Regions from separate parts of the Mus musculus genome. Here region 2 is linked to region 1. The links are chromatin loops, found by intact Hi-C in ENCODE. Cell type or tissue: left cerebral cortex. All regions are shown on one strand. Links, peaks and the distances in the headings refer to the core of each region. The heading gives the core; the rest is flanking DNA.

Region 1 (2,804 bases), core at 302-2,801:
AAAAGACTAGTCGTTTCTTGTACAAACCAAGATTTGAGGAATGCTAGCTAGCTTCAGAGCCTCTTTCCAGGGCCAGAGCTCAGCCTGGATCCTTGAACATCAAGTTATTCAACTTTACTCTGCCAAATAGGTTTAATAAATCTCCGATCTGAGGTTAATACTAGGGTTGATTATTAATAGTAAGTTCCAGAGAGATTTTTCTGTTGGAAATTATCATGGAAGTGCAAAGCTGTACTGCTAAGTATCATTAACTAAAACCAGTCTTGTGGGAGAAGCTTGGAAGAAAGGAAGTTGAAGAAAAATCAGGCAAAAAATCTACAGTCCTAGCAGCTGTGTGCAGAATTTTGGTTCTTTAAACTGCCAAAATTAGGGCAAAGGAATAAATATTGCCTATGAAACCAGGAAGAGGGTGGTTTTAATACCAGTTAAAAATACTCATTTCTGGATTCTAGCTCCTTGAGTTCCTAACATGCTACAGTTAAAAATTATTTTTATGGATTTGTATTTAACGTTGTGTTCTTATGATCATTCACCTTAAAAGCTTTTTTATTAAAAAAAAATCAACGTGATAATAATTGGAATGTCCTATACAGACAACAGCTGCAGAAGGTCATGATGAAAACAGACCAATTTAGGAAAGAGGTTTTTTTATTATTATTATTATTTTGTCCTAACAAAAAACCCAAAGCAAAGCAAAACAATAACCTCAAAGGAGGAGAGGACACTTTAAGATATAAGACATTGTAATATCTGGGTTCATCTCTGACTCATTACAATTTAAATCAATCAAAACTAGGCAATCAGGGATTTTTTGCTTTTAAGACCAGATGCAGAAGTAGATATACTTCTGCTTCCCCTCTGAGATTTCGGGCCTGCACAAGATCTTCATGGCTACTGTTGTATTAAAATACATCATATGGGAAGATTTCCATACCTGTACAAGCCCCTTATTGTACATAAAAAAAAAAGGTCTTTATTTTCTTTTCCTTTAAAATGATTTAAAAAAAAACAAAAACAAAAACCAGCACACATATCATACAGAATCATGGTGAGTTGTGGTATTTCCTAAAGTATGAACATGAAAATGAATATGTAATTCTAAAATGAAATGTTGTAAATTAAGGGGGAATGTGCTCAGGTATCACTAAATGACTCTCTAAGGGTCTGGGTGGTCTTTGTGGAGGGAAGGAAAGGGGAAGGGTCGGAAAGATGGGACTTTGAACTTTTGTCTCCAGGCTACCCCGGGGCCTAAACTTTTAGAGGTGGTTTTAGTGTTTTGATTCGGATTGTGTGTGAAGTCTGCACACACACTCCAGTAAAGTGGAATGGGCGGGGATATATTACCAGAAATCTTGCTTCACTGTGGTTACAGAAGCTCAAAGGTTGTAGAGGCTAACATCTTTGAGGAGTAGGAAGGGAATGCAGTCACTGTAATCAAAATTCAGGTGTACTTTAACCACAGCGCCACCTCTGGGTAGTCTTTATTTCTGCATCCTTTACTCTCCAAACATCCCTGTCTCTTCCAGGTAGCAGCAAGATTCCCCTCTGTATTCTCAAAAGCGCCTGGACTGAGAGAAAAACCAATGCCAGTCTGATTTCAGTGATCCTAAACACTCAAAAATGCTATACAAGTCCCTGCTGGAGAAGGGTACATATAATACAAGTGTTCAGACCATTATAAAAATAGCTCCAAGAAATCATTGTAATGTAAAGTAAAATTAACTCATTCCGAATACTGTTGCATTGTGTCTGTTGGCCTGGGAAGACCTGCTGATGTCACCATTCAGCCAGTTATCTAAAATGAGACATACAACTCCGGTACTTTTTTTTTTTTTTAAAGAAACACAACCCGTTTCAGGGGCTTTATTCAACATAGGAGCCGAATGGATCCCAGATAAAGCCTTTGCTTTCCCTACTTGCCCTGAAATTATTTTTCTGTACTTCATCTTCTCAACTAAGGTCTTACTCCTGGACTTTATAGGCAGGAGTTGAAGATAAGCATCTAGCTCTTTGATGAGGAAAAGGAGAAGAGATTGTGCCCTTAGAAGGCCAGTGCAAAGCTGGTTTCTGATTGGAGGCTGTTTAGAAAGGACATTTTACAAGGATGATTGTCCATTACTCTGCCATCAGAGAGATCCTTAGAACTCCAAAGGTCCAGTAGAGTTGCCATAGTGAGGGAACTAAACACTAAGGTAGACTAGCTGGTGGGTTGCGTTTCTCTAGGCTGGGTGTGCGGCACACAGTGCAGTAACTAGGACCCAGGAACGCTGAAGCTTGTAAGAATAGGAGTTAAAACTGAACAGGTTTTGATACTGCTCATCCGTGCCTATTATCCCAGACACTTGGGAGTCTGAGGAAGGAAGACCGCTTGACCTGGGAAATTTGTAGCCACCAAGACCCTCAAAAGGGGAAAGAAGAGGAATGAAAACAGGAAGAAGGGAAAAGCAAGGCGGGAACTAGGGAATATAACTCAGTTGGTCGAGCGTTGGTACCGCAGGTATGATCCGGAGTCTCGTACCGGGTGTGGTAGCGCACGCCTGCGGTCCTGCGGCTCAGAAGGAGCTCATGGGAGAATCAGAAACTCCGGGTCATCCTCGGCTGTGTAGAAAAGTCCAAGACAGCTTAAGCCACATGAGATTTTTGTCTCAAAAACGAACTGTTTTGAAAGAAAGAGAAGGAAAGGGAGGGGTGAGAAAGAACTGTTTCACGTGATAAAAGAAGCAGTTGCTTTATTCCAGCATTTAAAAAAAAAAAAAAAAAACTCTCAGTGATTATATGTGGTAACTATCCCACCGAATTATTTA
Region 2 (2,804 bases), core at 267-2,766, 460 kb before region 1:
CACTAACATCTTATTAGAAGTATTTGATGAATGCTTAGTATTTATATACTTTAGTGTTGCAGGGGGAAAAAAAGAGCTACTCTTACTTCTAAGTGGTTCTGAGCAAGTAAAAACATCCCCAAAACTTAGTTAAGCATCAGATTTTAAACTTAAGCTCCCATGTGCCTTAATTTAAACCAAAGAGTTACTTTTTCCATCCCCATATAGAAACTGCCAGCTCTCATGCTGGAGTGCACAGACCATCACTGGTAAGCAGTCTGTTTTCAAAGCTTCTCTCACAATTTTGAGTCAGACTGTCGGACAGGTGGGAGAGAACTTCAATGTCCTTCAAATAACGTCCAATCATTTCATAGCGGGCATGCAGAGAGTCAGAACAGCCATGGACAGTGGAGCAACTGAGAGTCCATGAGCAGCTTCCCAGTAAAATGAGAAGAAATCAGTTCTTCCTCCTGAGTATAGAATTTTCCCTGCCTCTACTCTGCTTTTCTTCCAATGAGCTGCTAGCACTATCCGATGTGTCCTGGGAGAGCTACTGTAACACAATCTGAACCCCCCTGAGTTCAGAAGGTCTAGACGTGATTCCTAGACTGCCCATTTATTGGTTGTATGGTATTAGAAAAAAGTTGCTTGTTTTATCTGAGCCTCAAATTTCCTATCAACAAAGTGGAGGAAATGTTAGTAATTAATCACATGGTTTATGGAAAGTTAAGGCACTTTGCTTCATGCTAGACCTTGGTCGAAAGAACACAGTGCTGTTAGCTAATGCTGTTCTGATTTCTACAAAATGTAAGCCTTTTAAGGTAAGGAGCTGTGCTGGTTTGCTTGGAACCTCCCTTAGAACTTCTCTGGGCATACATTTGTGTGCACAATTATTCAGTGAGTGACTGATTTGAGCATCTGTGCAGATCAAATGCTACCGGCACCTGGATGTAGACTCCTCCCTGTTTTGTGCCCTCTGTTCATTGCTTCTCTGTCTTTGTGGCTCTTTTCCTCCCTTAACTCTTATCCTTCTCAGCTCCAACAGTCACAACAGTCTCCAAGATGGATGAGAAAAATAAGATATAAAAAGAAATCTCTTAAAAAAAAAGTTTAATAAGGCAAATCAGTCACGGAACAGAAGTGAAAGTTAACGTCATGGCTGTAGTGGTATGCCCATGCTATCATCTGTAATCTCTAGCCATAGTTCACAGTGAGTGACCCCCTCCATGTGCGAGGACAGTGCTGGATCACCCTGTAGATGGAGCTAACTGCTGCTGTCCCCTGGATCAGCACAGTTGCCCTGTGTGCAGCCGTCCTCCCAAAGTCTGGCAGCGCCATCAGGAAGGTCAATCTGCCCGAATCTGACTCTTTGAGTAAAGAACTTTATACTCTATCACAGTGGCTGCCATTGAGTGTAGAAATCAGTTAGGTTACTGTCACAACCTGCTGCAGGATGACCAGCAATGGCTCAGAGGAGGAGGTGGTGGCCACTCAGTAAAATTGAAACGAGAGGGAACTGGACTAGCTTCTCCTTCCGGTTTAAGAAACCCGAGTCCCATCTACATGCTTGTTTTTATCCCCTGCCCCCCGCAAAAAAAAAAAAAAAAATTGCTTCCACAGCGAAGCTGAGCCACCCTGCTCGGCTTCATTCCTTAAACTAAGTTATTACAGCTAATACTGTGGTTAATGGTTTCTGGAAAGATGCCGTCTATCAGCACTGGAGTGTACACATTTTGGCCCAAACGTTGAGAAATCGCAGGTATGTGAGGTAAAGCCTGGGTGTGCCCGCCTGGAGAAAACGGCTCATTAGGATTAATCTTTTACAGACTGACTAACATGGGGGGAGGGGCGGGGGGCGAGGAGGGGGCTCGCCTCGCTAACTCCTGAGCCTTCCTCCCAAGCTTTCAAACAGGTTCTGCTGAAATGCAGCTGGTCAGTCTTGAAGCAATTCCTCACACATATGGAACTGAAATGTCTTGATTTTTTCTTTTTCACTTTTGTATACTACCGCAATTTCTTGAAAATCAAATGGCAGAACCTAAACAGAGGACTTTTCCATTGCCAAAAACGCATGCCTGCTCGGGGAGAGTGTGTGGGGATTCATCCAGCATGCTTCGAGAGCTTCCAGTGTAGCCTGGGAGAACTCCGTTTTACCTTCTGTTCTGATTCCTGAGTTCTGCCAGACTTTTGTTTGGGAAGAATCTTTATGCAGCCTCGCATTTGCTGTGTCGTAGCAGAGCAAGCTTTCTACACTGGATCCTACTTTTAATTTGGGTGAAAGGACCATCCTTAGCTTTTTGGTAGGAGAGACCAAAAGAACTCAAGGCAGGTAGCAGTCAGTTTAGGGTACAAGACATTCTTATGGGAACGTTGTTTTTTGTTTTTGTTTTTGTTTTTGTTTTTTTTTCCGTCAAAATTCTTACAAAACAATATGAGTTTTCTGTCTAAGTGCCACAGTCAGCTAATAGAAGTAAATTCTCTCCCAGGGTAATGCAATTGTTAGTCCTCCTAAGCAAAAAGAGGCAAGGAGACTGGCGCTTCATCAATAAGAGCATACAGGCCCAAATACCTACACAAAGAAATACTCAGTATAATTTATGGCATCTCATCATGTTGAACTGCATTCCCAGTAATTCGCTCTGGCAGTTTTTACTCTCAAAATGGAAATCTTGGTATTTTTATATTTTTTGCCTTCATAAAATAAGATGAGTTTGTGTTCAACTGTCGTCCATATACTTGATAATTTGTCTGACTGGGTAAGGTTATTAGCAATTTAAGAAGTAAACCCACTTGGATTTTCTGAGTGTTAACAGAAACAGGAGATG

Evidence for each region. A loop is a pair of places that touch in the nucleus more often than their neighbours do. Peaks named below come from ENCODE experiments on the same cell type or tissue, not always from the same donor. Only the 100,000 strongest peaks of a DNase experiment are listed, where the experiment ranks them.
Region 2: a loop joins it to region 1, with 2.1 times the contacts of the local background. A loop is called at or near these places in 5 of 42 quality-filtered maps.

Annotation. Positions count from the first base shown.
Region 1 is chr3:144,206,294-144,209,097 of GRCm38, forward strand. No RefSeq gene overlaps it. Among named protein-coding and RNA genes, the nearest start is that of Lmo4, 2.4 kb to the left of the region's middle. In left cerebral cortex, for the core only: a CTCF peak has its summit at 1,464; a DNase peak (open chromatin) is centred at 1,471.
Region 2 is chr3:143,741,750-143,744,553 of GRCm38, forward strand. Gm33867 (a long non-coding RNA gene) reads left to right here and starts at 1,529. Exons shown (of 4, transcript XR_867684.2): 1 at 1,529-1,738. In left cerebral cortex, for the core only: a CTCF peak has its summit at 1,241 (motif pointing right); DNase peaks (open chromatin) are centred at 1,284 and 2,093; H3K27ac peaks cover 304 bases.